2 separate regions of the Mus musculus genome follow, and region 1 is linked to region 2. A link is a loop called in an ENCODE intact Hi-C map of the cell type or tissue named here. Cell type or tissue: left cerebral cortex. All regions are shown on one strand.

Region 1 (5,000 bases), 190 kb after region 2:
TCGGGTCCCTCTCTTGATTGTTCCTTCAAGGAAACAGCACGCATCCCAACCCTTCTTAGTCCTGAGAGTTCCTGTCCTGCAGAGGGCAGCAGAGGGCCCGAGCAGTGACGTCATCAGCATCAGCGCTGACTTTTCACGGAACTCCCCACTACTGCTTTTATGGGCTCACAGGAAGAGATGCCCCACCCCTGCCCTGTGGTGTGGACGTGCTACAACTCTACACACCTGCTTCCTGCAGCTGCTGTAACTCTGGAAACTTCACAGCGGTAGAAAGATTATGGTGGAAAACAGCAACCCCCCCCCCAACCCCCCAAAAGTCAGCATCAGAGTCTGGGGAAGTGCATTCTGGGAAAAAGGAACTTAAATTTGAATTGACAGGAAATGACGTGTCTGCTACAAGACCAACAGGGCTTTCTCATTCATTTATTAAGCAATTGTTTTCCTTGAAGCAGTATTTTTTTTTCACATACACAGTACACGTATAAGTAGGAAAGTGAAATTTAAGATTTTTTTAAAAATTAATTTACCCTTAGGCGAAATGTGAGGAGAAGCCTCACATTCTATTTAGCTAAAATAGCAACATGTGCACATTGAACCTTAAATGAATGAGACATCATAAAAGGCTGAGAGAAGATACCACCTATCATAATTGTAGAAATAATGGTATAAAATTAGTTTTTAAAGTGCTACCATCAAGGGTTGAAAAATCATGCCAGTGATCTGTCACCTTGGAGTTTGTTCTTATGCTCTTCCCTCTGTCTGCGTGTCCCCTCATAACTGCTAAGAGTTTCTATGAGCGCACTTTGAGAGGAGGGCCTGGGACTCAATCCTGAGAAACCCAACATCAAAAGATCATAAAGACCCAGAAGAGACAGGGAAAAAAAAAAAAAAAAAAAAAAAAAAAAAAAAAAAACAGAAGAGACTTTACTGCCATGGAAACCCAGAGAAACCGCTATGCAAGGATAGTTTCTGTCAGGTTCTCTTTGTAGGCTTATGAAGCCCTAGCAAGTATTCTATGGCCAGGACCAGTGGTTCACTTTGGGAACAGCGATTTTGAAAGCATGAAGAGACACTGGCTCCGGCAAACTGGAGAAGAAACAGAAGGAACACTGCTGTTACCATTTCCCAAGAGCCCTTGCAAGGAAGGGTTGTCTTAGTTACTTTTCTATTGCTGTGAAAAGACACCATGACCAAGGCAACTTCTAGAAGAAAGCATTTAACTGGGCCTCATGATTCCAGAAGGTGGTAGATCTAGTTCATGACCATCATGGCGGGGAGCGTGGCAGCAGGCATGGTATCAGAGCAGCAGCTGAGAACTCACATCTTGATCCACATACACAAGGAAGACAGAGATAGACACTGGGAATGGTGTGAGTCTTTTGAAACCTCAAAGTCCCCCCCTCCGGTGACACTTCTCCAACACAGTTCTACTAACTGGGGACAAAGTGTTCAAGCCTATGGAGAAGAGTCTCATCCGAACAACCACAAGGCTGTTGACTGAGGAAGGGCTTGCTTACAGGATGGATGCAGAAAGTGCCAGGTCAGGGAGACAGTGTTAGGTGAGCTGCTGCGTCTTGTAGAGGCTGGATGAGAGTGTGAGAGAAATGATGGCGAGCCTACTTGTCATCACACTTGGGGTCAGCACAACTACCCCAGCACGTGTGTTCGGCCCTTTGCAGAAGCATGTCATACATTTTACCAGGCAGATGTTTCACTTAGTATTTCCCCACCCTAGAGCTGGAAACAGAATGACTCAGTGGGTAAAGGCATTAACTGGACAAGCCTGGAGACTGAGTTCAATCCCCGGAGCCCACTGTTGTGTGAGTTTCCTCCACGTGTCCGACACACACATATAAGTTTACTCACGGTACAGAGGGGAACCATGAGAGACGACCGAGTAACATCCAGTGAAACCATGAGTTTTTACCGAGGTTGTTCACAGGAGTGTGGGTGAGGGGTTTCTTAAGGAAGAGAGATGACTCGAAAAGGCAGCAGAGCACTGGAGATTCCATCCCAGCAAGGTCGGCGACCCATAAAGGCGGCGAGCCTGGACACTGCACAGCCTGCAGACAGCATGACAGGCCTGAGAAACCCCTCTGGAGCTTGGTTGGATGCTCAGCGTCTTCTACCCCAGCAGTTGCTTACTGCTTTTATAAACCTGGGAAGGAGCCTTCCAGAGCCTTCCAAGTTTCTATTCTACCAGACATGTTGAAGGATTCTTTCAGTCTCCAGAGTCTCCTTAGTCTTCCTCTCTCTTCTGAAGAGATTATTTCAATTCAGAGGCATCTGCTAAGCCACACTGACCTAAAAGTGGACATACATACATACATACATACATACCACACACACACCATACATACACACACACCATACATACACACACACCATACATACACACACCATATATATATACCACACACATACACCATACACACATAAAATACACACACACACACACACACTACATTTAAATCCCACCTTAAAGAAGTGGGTGAGATACAGTCAGTCCTCCAAAGCAGGGAACACTAATTGTTCCTCTGCTGCTCTTCTGGAACATTCTGTTCTGGTCTAACAAAATCGTGCTTTTGTAGACATTGATCTGGCTGAGGAGCAGGAAAGAGAAAGCACGAATGTTCTAGAAAACATTGATTAGGACAAATAGACTCCAGTCTATTTCTTTGCTTAAATCAATTGAGAGATTTTATTGATGTAAACATTTGACTATTAGCCAGAAATCCTAGATAAATGGATGGCTTGCTATAGACATACTATTTCAAGCGACTAGGTGGCAGGTTTTATTTTATTTTATTTTATTTTATTTATTTTATTTTTTTAGGCTGTTTCTTAGGTCTTAGGCTTAATAGCGATTTCCCTTATGAGATCTGCAGGGAGTGTACAGCGACATCTGGTGGCTGGCAAGGTGAAGTACCTTGGCTCTGTTAGAATACCATGAATTTGAATTACTTCTCAAATTTGGTTTGTTTTGGTTTGTTTGTTTGTCATCTCTTCCGATTCTTTTAATAGTATCTCCATTCTATATTTAAAACAAATAGGCTTTGAATCTTTTAGATTACTCCTAGACTGTCTGAACTTTTTAAAAAAGACAGTTCTTTAGGTGAATTGGGTGAACTAACCAGGTTTATATTGAACTAACTAAATCTTATCAGGGTCAGGATCGGGGGAGGGGAGACAAGAGAGGCATTTGCCTGAAGTAAAAATCTAAGGAGTGCAAAAGAGGGAGAATTTCAGTAATGAGTAAAGATGATGATGTGGATGAAGACTGATGGCGACATCTGCTCAGGGGTCTGCTTGTACCCCCAGCTGGCCTGGAATGTTCTATATTGAACAGAGTAGCCAGCAACGCTCAGCAGCCTCTCAGCCTCTGCCTCCCAAGTGCTGGGATTACAAGTGTTCCACCGTACATAGCTCTGCATATAATTTTAGAGTCATTTCTCTCCCTCTCATTCCCCCTTCTTTTCAAGATAGGAACTCATTTCATTACCCACGATGGTCTGGAATTTGTGTCCTCAATTAATCCTCCTGCCTCAGCATCCCATGTAGCCTGGCGAGCAAAGGGAAGCGCAGACCTGGGACCCCGTTCCCAACTCTGGGTGGTACGCCAGCTGCCCCGGGTACACAGGAGACGGAACCACAGCAATCGCCCCAGGCTCCGCTGTTTCCCACTCCAGGAAAACACAGACTGAGGGCCCCCATTACAGACTCTGTTTTGTCTCCTCTGAGCTCTCTGCTGGCGCTCCCTGCACCCCAGCGAGGCAGACGTGCAGCCTGGCAAGACTCCGTGACTGTGGCAACTCTTATAAAGGGAAACATTTATTTGGGGCTGACTTACATAATGACAATGGACAAAACTTCTGACAGACATGGTGAAATAGCTGAGTGGCCTACATCAGGACCTGTAGGCAGTGAGGGGCCTAGTCTCTCTCTCTCTCTCTCTCTCTCTCTCTCTCTCTCTCTCTCTCTCTCTCAAGATTTACTTATTTATAATTATGTATACCGCATTCTGCCTGCATGTATGCCTGCAGGCCAGAAGGGGGCACCAGATCTCATTATAGATGGCTCTGAGCCACCATGTGGGTGCTGGGAATTGAACTCAGGACCTCTAGGAAGACCAGACAGTGCTCTTAACCCTGGTTTAGGCTTTTGAAATCTCAAAGCCACGCCCTCTTCCAATACTTCCCCCAACAAGACCACACCCACCCCAACAAGGACACACCTCCCAATCCTTCTAAGCAGTGCTGCTCCCCAGTGACTAAGCATTCAAATAGATGAGTCTGAAGGGGCCATTTTCATTCACACCACCACATTAGAGAATATGCAGTTAAGAGAGTGATTGGGAGCTAGTCACAAAATAACAGGGGAGTTTGGTTTGCCTACTGCTCCCTTGTGTTTCCTTATTTTTCCCCCCATGGATTAACGCCTGTGGAGCAGACTGGTCCTCAGAACAAGCAGGAGGGTCTCCTCCAGCCTTATCAATTACCCAACATTTGCACTGTCCTCAGGGAGGTGATAATAGAAAGCAACAGAGAACTATCATACAATTGTGACCACACAGTCTGCTGTGAAAAGAGGAAGTAGAACCAGTGGGTGAGAAAGGATTGGATCTGCAAGGGCTCCTGCAGCCTGATGAGGCGACTGGAAGGCTCCCAGGGTGGAGAGCCTCTCCGCCCACAGGGAGGAGAGACCCCAGACTGTGAAGGAAAACCAGAGGAACTCACCCTGCACAACACTATTCCCTTAGGGGACTTTAGGGGAACATCGTGTATCTTCTGGCAAAGCATGGACATCAGATACTGCTGCAGATCATTCACTTGGATAGATCGTGTGCGGGGATCACGTATCCGCCGTTCTGCTGACCCAGAAACTGCACGCGCGGTCCTTAGCACCTGCTCATGTCTGTTCATGAACTTGGCTCTTTTGTTGGAAACTCAGTGGAGTTTTTGTGGACTCTTGGAGCCTGTGCGGCTTAGGCAGGGGACATC
Region 2 (5,000 bases):
TATCCCTGTTTATCCCATCTTTAACATAGCACACTGCTTCTTTTGTACAAGTTTCTGAATTTGGCAGTGAGGAATACAAGGCTGAGCAGGAAACAACCTATCTTCCAGGAGTTGGTAATCCAGTAAGAGATCATACATCTGTAAAATCTAGAATTAAGCAGAGGGAAATAAAGGTGCCATACATTACTTTTTGTGGCAATGAAATCATACTTAGGCTCCAAATGCAAATATAAACAAACAGCTTTATAATTTATACAATAAATATGTTCCAAATGTTCTGAAAACATTTACAAATCTCTAGTTCCTTTAAGGGCCAGTTTTTTAACTAAAATTTGAGTAGTCACCTCATTATTAAAAGTATTAGCTGGTAGCATTTTGCCATTCTACATATTCATCTGGTATTTTAAATACTACTTTCACACAATTAATTATAACCAATTATACTCTAGTCAACTGGAAGACTGCAGAGGTGGAGTTGCACCCCTGAGAAGTAGCACCCCTGTCTGGAGACTCAGTAATTCAGACTCTTACATGTCTCCTTTGAAACTACAGGACCTAAGCTGGAGAGAGAATGAATGTGATAAACAATCCATTTATTCCAATGCTGTCTCCTCCTTTGAAAGATGTGTTGTACTTTTCCTATTGGCTTAGAATGTGAGCCAATAAGGAAAGAGGAGTCCTTGGAAGTATTCATAAAGCAAGCCTGGCATTGTGCACACTGGTAAAGATGGCTTTGTTCTTTACATCTGTGAGAATTTTATGGGTTTGATACTTTTCTTTTGACATAGTAAGCAAAAGTAATTCAGATTGGGTGGTGCTGTCCCTTGAAATATATTTTCTAATGTTTAAGAATTCCCCCCTTTTATTATTTGGACTTAAGATGTGATAAATCCTTAACAGATGTTCAAAAGAAATTCAAGAACTTAAATACAAGTTTTTATTATCACGTTGAACATATTTCAGATGAACAAAATTAATATAAATTTGCTAGGTTTGTTTGAAGTCTATAATTACTAAGTTTCTTTCATTTCAAAAGTGGCATATATTACAGTTATTAGGCTCCTAATAGCTGCTTAGAAACAGATTAATGTTAGGTTCTCAGCAGTAGCTACTTACGCTCGGGATTGTAGACTATTAAATTTCTTTTGTTTACCATATTTAGAATAAGCCTTAATAAAGATGTTTGTATAGTATATATTTTTAAACACTGAAACTCAAGAGATCTCTAAAAAGACAAAGAAAATAAAAAACACATCCATTCATATTCTTTTCTGTGTGGGAGATTTCATTAGAACATTTATTTGCTTAAGTACACTAGTTTCTTTGCTTAAATACACCAGTTTCTAGAAAAAACCCCACTAGACCATTTGCTCATTGAGTGTGAGAATGTTCAAGCCAGATCTAAAGGGATTTTTTTCACTTGTATTCTTTCCAAATCTACATTCAGTTTAAATAATTGCCATAACAATTGACAGATAATCTGTCTCTCTGATGTGGATGAATATCAAGAGGTTATTTTACTACGGGGGGGGGGGGCAGTGAAAAATACAAAGTAATTGCAAAGAGAGAGGAAAGTCCAGGAGAAAACAGACACAAAAACAAAAAGAACAAAACTAAAAACTCCGAAACGACCAGTAGCATCATTAATCAGAAGGCTAGAGAGAGACACACACTTTTGTACTCTGATCGTTTCATGTCAGGACAGAACAAATTAAGCAAGGAAGTCAGAGTCCAACAAGGAAAAACATGGAGCGGGCTTAGGGGACGGGCTAATCATCCAGGATCGTTAACAGGGAAAGGGAACACTGTTGCTTTTTCTTGGCACCTGAAAACTCCAGCTCCACACTGGCAAAGGCCGCAGCTCTTTTGGGCTCAGGCCAGCGGGTTCCGACCGCACGTTGGCGGCGCGGGCTGGATCCCGGCAGCCTCCGTCCCGGTTGCTGGGGCCGCGGGGCCCTTTGTTCCCGCGGGGCGCCGCCGCCCGTCCGCCCCGAGTGAGCGGGCCCCCGTGGGGGACAGCGCGGGGCCCATCGCCTCGCCCCGCCGACCTCGCAGCTGCAGTCCCGCCCGCCCCAGCTCCTAGTTCCTCCCTCGCTGCCCAGGGCCAGAACGACCTTGTTTTGCTTTTCGGGCTCGGGAGAGAGGTGAGGGTTAGACCCGGCCGCGGCTCACCGGGGCGCTTACACGGGCAGCAGTAGGGGGGGTCCCAGCGCCTGCCTTTCCCCGGAGCCCTCGGGGGACAGCGGCGGGCCGCAAGCTTCCGGGAGAGCCTCGGGGGGCCCCGCGGGTCCCGGGCTGCGCCTCCCGCCAGGCCCGGGACTCACTTCTCGTAACGGAGCCAGCGAGGCGCCAGCACCGGTGGGCTCGGGTCTCCGGGCCGGCGCCGTGGCGGGCGCGGGCCGACGCATCCTGGAGAGCCCGGGGTGGGTGGGTGGGGGGTGTGCGGAGCAGCAGAGGTCGCGGCCCCGGGGCGGGGGCGGAGATCCACCTGGCTACGTGGCAGCCATTGCGGCGGCCGCGAGACCCCTCCCCACGCGGCCGCCCACCCGCCCTCTCGCGGCGGGCTCCTGCGCGGCTGCTCTTCCCCGGTCGGACGGAGAGCGGCAGTGTGTCCTCGCTCCGCACGCTCGCTGCGTCTCCCCCACCCCCGCCCCGCGGACACAGCTGCTCGCCAGCCCCGCGCCGCGCCGCGCCGCGCCGGAGAGCGTAGTGGCTGGCGGCGGCGGGAAAGGGTTGCGGACCCGCGGCGCTTACTCGACGACACGGCCCGGGGGCTTCGACGCCCCGCTCCCGCAGCAGGTAAAGGCGGAGGTTGGCGAGGCGGGCGGCGGGACTCGGGGAGGAAAAGAGCGGGAGGGGATCCCGGGAGCGCGGAGTCCCAGAGGAGGAGGGCCCGAGGCGGGCGGCGAGCGAGAGACGCGGCAACCCCGGGCAGGCACGGGCCGGGCGGGCGGGCGGGCGGAAGGGGAGTGAGGCGTCGCGGGAGGCGGGCCCTGGCGCGGGGCCCGAGGCCGAGCGAAGGCGGGCGCCGCGGCAGCTTCCCCGGCAGCTCCTCCAGCGCCTGGCGGGCCTCCAGGCCCCGACACACCCCTCCCGCCCCCGGATTCTCCGGGTGCCTTCCCGCCCCGACTTGACCTCGCGCCCCTGCGAGCGCCCCGCCGTTTTCCCAGGCCGAGCCTTGTGGGAACTTGGGCCGCCTGCCCGGGCTGGTAGTGCCCGTAGAGCTGTTTATTTACTCACTTCCAAACCACACGCACGCACGCTCGCTCGCAAGCTCACTCCACACCGGCAGGCTGGCCTCCCTCCGGGCGGGTGCGCCCGCGACCCTCACCCCTTCCCATCCGTAACTTTCCCTCTCGCTCTCCGAAAACCGGGCTTCGAGAGACGGAGTCAGACCGCGGGGCAGTTTATCCCGCTCGCGCTTTTGGTTACAACACTTTCTTTATTCCTGCCCCAAAAAGAGAGCGGGAAGAATTTTTTTTTTAACTCGATGCCAGCCAGATCGGAGGCAGGGCCCGCTGGCTTTAGGGAATCCTTCCGCACATGTCTTTAGGAGTGGGAGGTGGCCTTGCTGTACCGACAGGTTTGTACACACTCTTGCCATGCAGTGGTTGTAACGTCTCCATAGCACAGGTCTGGCTTGCGAAGGATTGGCTGCTTTTTCTACTCGGTGTCTCCGAGCCAATCAAGAAGCGCGGCTTGCCTGGAGACTGGTTAACTCAGAAAAGGTGGGGATTGGTTGAGCCTCCGAGGGGGGGAAAAAAAATCCCGGAGATAACCTGGCCTTTCAGAAAACAATGACTGATTTGCAGCTGCCTCTCCGCCCCCAGTTAATTTATTTCTTTTTAATACAGTACCCTTCGATAGCACCATTCGCCTTTTCTTTCCTTAAAAAAAAAAATCACTTCTACGGTTGGCCTTCAAATTAGCTCTCAGATGCAACTCGTTCGAACTCCAGTGGTTCAGTTTTCACAAAAATAATTTTTACGAAACATAACAATGCGTTTTTGTGTGTTGATAAGTGTGGTTCAGTTTTCTTTCAGCCGATTTTTGTTTTGTTTTGTTTTGGTTAAAGGTCAGTCAATTTTCAGTTACTATGCCAACGTATTATTTAAATGTTCTGCGGAGATGGGGGTGTGTGTGTGCTACATGGTGGAGGTATTGGGAAGAATTAGAAAGAAATGGCTGCTGCTCTTCTGCAGAGAGACAGCGATTTAGTTAATGAGGAAAACAAACCAAAACAGCAGCAGCAGCAGCAACAACAAACTCAACCTGGAAAGCAGTAACAGACCCCTGTTTCCTGCAGATCAGTGTACTGTACTCTCAGAGCTTTCTGTTCACCTGTTGGCTTTAGTCGCTGTCAAGTGGCAGTACTGAACGTAATAGGAAAACCGGCTTAAGTCATGGTAAAGGCATTTATCTTATACACAATTAGAGGCTAACTCCTATCAACGTAGGTGTGTTTTAAAAAAGAAATTTTTCTTTTAAAATGCCATGATTTAATCCTGTTTCTCTGAGTCTTTTGATATGCAGAGGAAACTTTTTTATTTTTATTTTTTATTTTTTTGAGGTATGTTCTCCATATATATTCCTGGTTGGCCTCAACTCAAATATCCACCTGCTCCTGCTTCTCAAGTGTTTTAAAGGTATGATTAACTATACCCAGCAGAACCGTTTACTTTTTATTTATTTATTTATTTTTGGTTTTTCGAGACAGGGTTTCTCTATGTAGCCCTGCTCTCCTAGAACTCACTCTGTAGACCAGGCTGGCCTCGAACTCAGAAATCCCCCAGCCTCTGCCTCCCGAGTGCTGGGATTAAAGGCGTGCGCCATCATGCCCGGCAGAACTGTTTATTAATCAGCTAGAATTTTAGAAAGTAAGTGCCTGCCTATCTTCTCGGCCTTCCCTTTAGCTTTTCCTATGTAGAATCATGTAAGTTTGAGGCAGAGCCAACTGTCAGGCTGAGCAGTGAGTCTCAACATATATCTCTTAAGTTCCC

The links. Peaks named below come from ENCODE experiments on the same cell type or tissue, not always from the same donor. Only the 100,000 strongest peaks of a DNase experiment are listed, where the experiment ranks them.
Region 1: a loop joins it to region 2, with 2.7 times the contacts of the local background. A loop is called at or near these places in 8 of 42 quality-filtered maps.

The regions. Positions count from the first base shown.
Region 1 is chr5:65,955,893-65,960,892 of GRCm38, forward strand. It overlaps a transcript of Chrna9 not described here. Among named protein-coding and RNA genes, the nearest start is that of 4930480C01Rik, 7.0 kb to the left of the region's middle. In left cerebral cortex, CTCF peaks have their summits at 82 (motif pointing right), 2,915 (motif pointing left) and 4,042 (motif pointing right); DNase peaks (open chromatin) are centred at 97 and 2,923; H3K4me3 peaks cover 363 bases.
Region 2 is chr5:65,761,447-65,766,446 of GRCm38, forward strand. It overlaps N4bp2 (NEDD4 binding protein 2), which reads left to right and starts at 2,075. Exons shown (of 20, transcript NM_001024917.1): 1 at 2,075-2,144. In left cerebral cortex, a CTCF peak has its summit at 2,576; DNase peaks (open chromatin) are centred at 1,933, 2,643, 2,961 and 3,654; H3K4me3 peaks cover 3,359 bases; H3K27ac peaks cover 2,513 bases.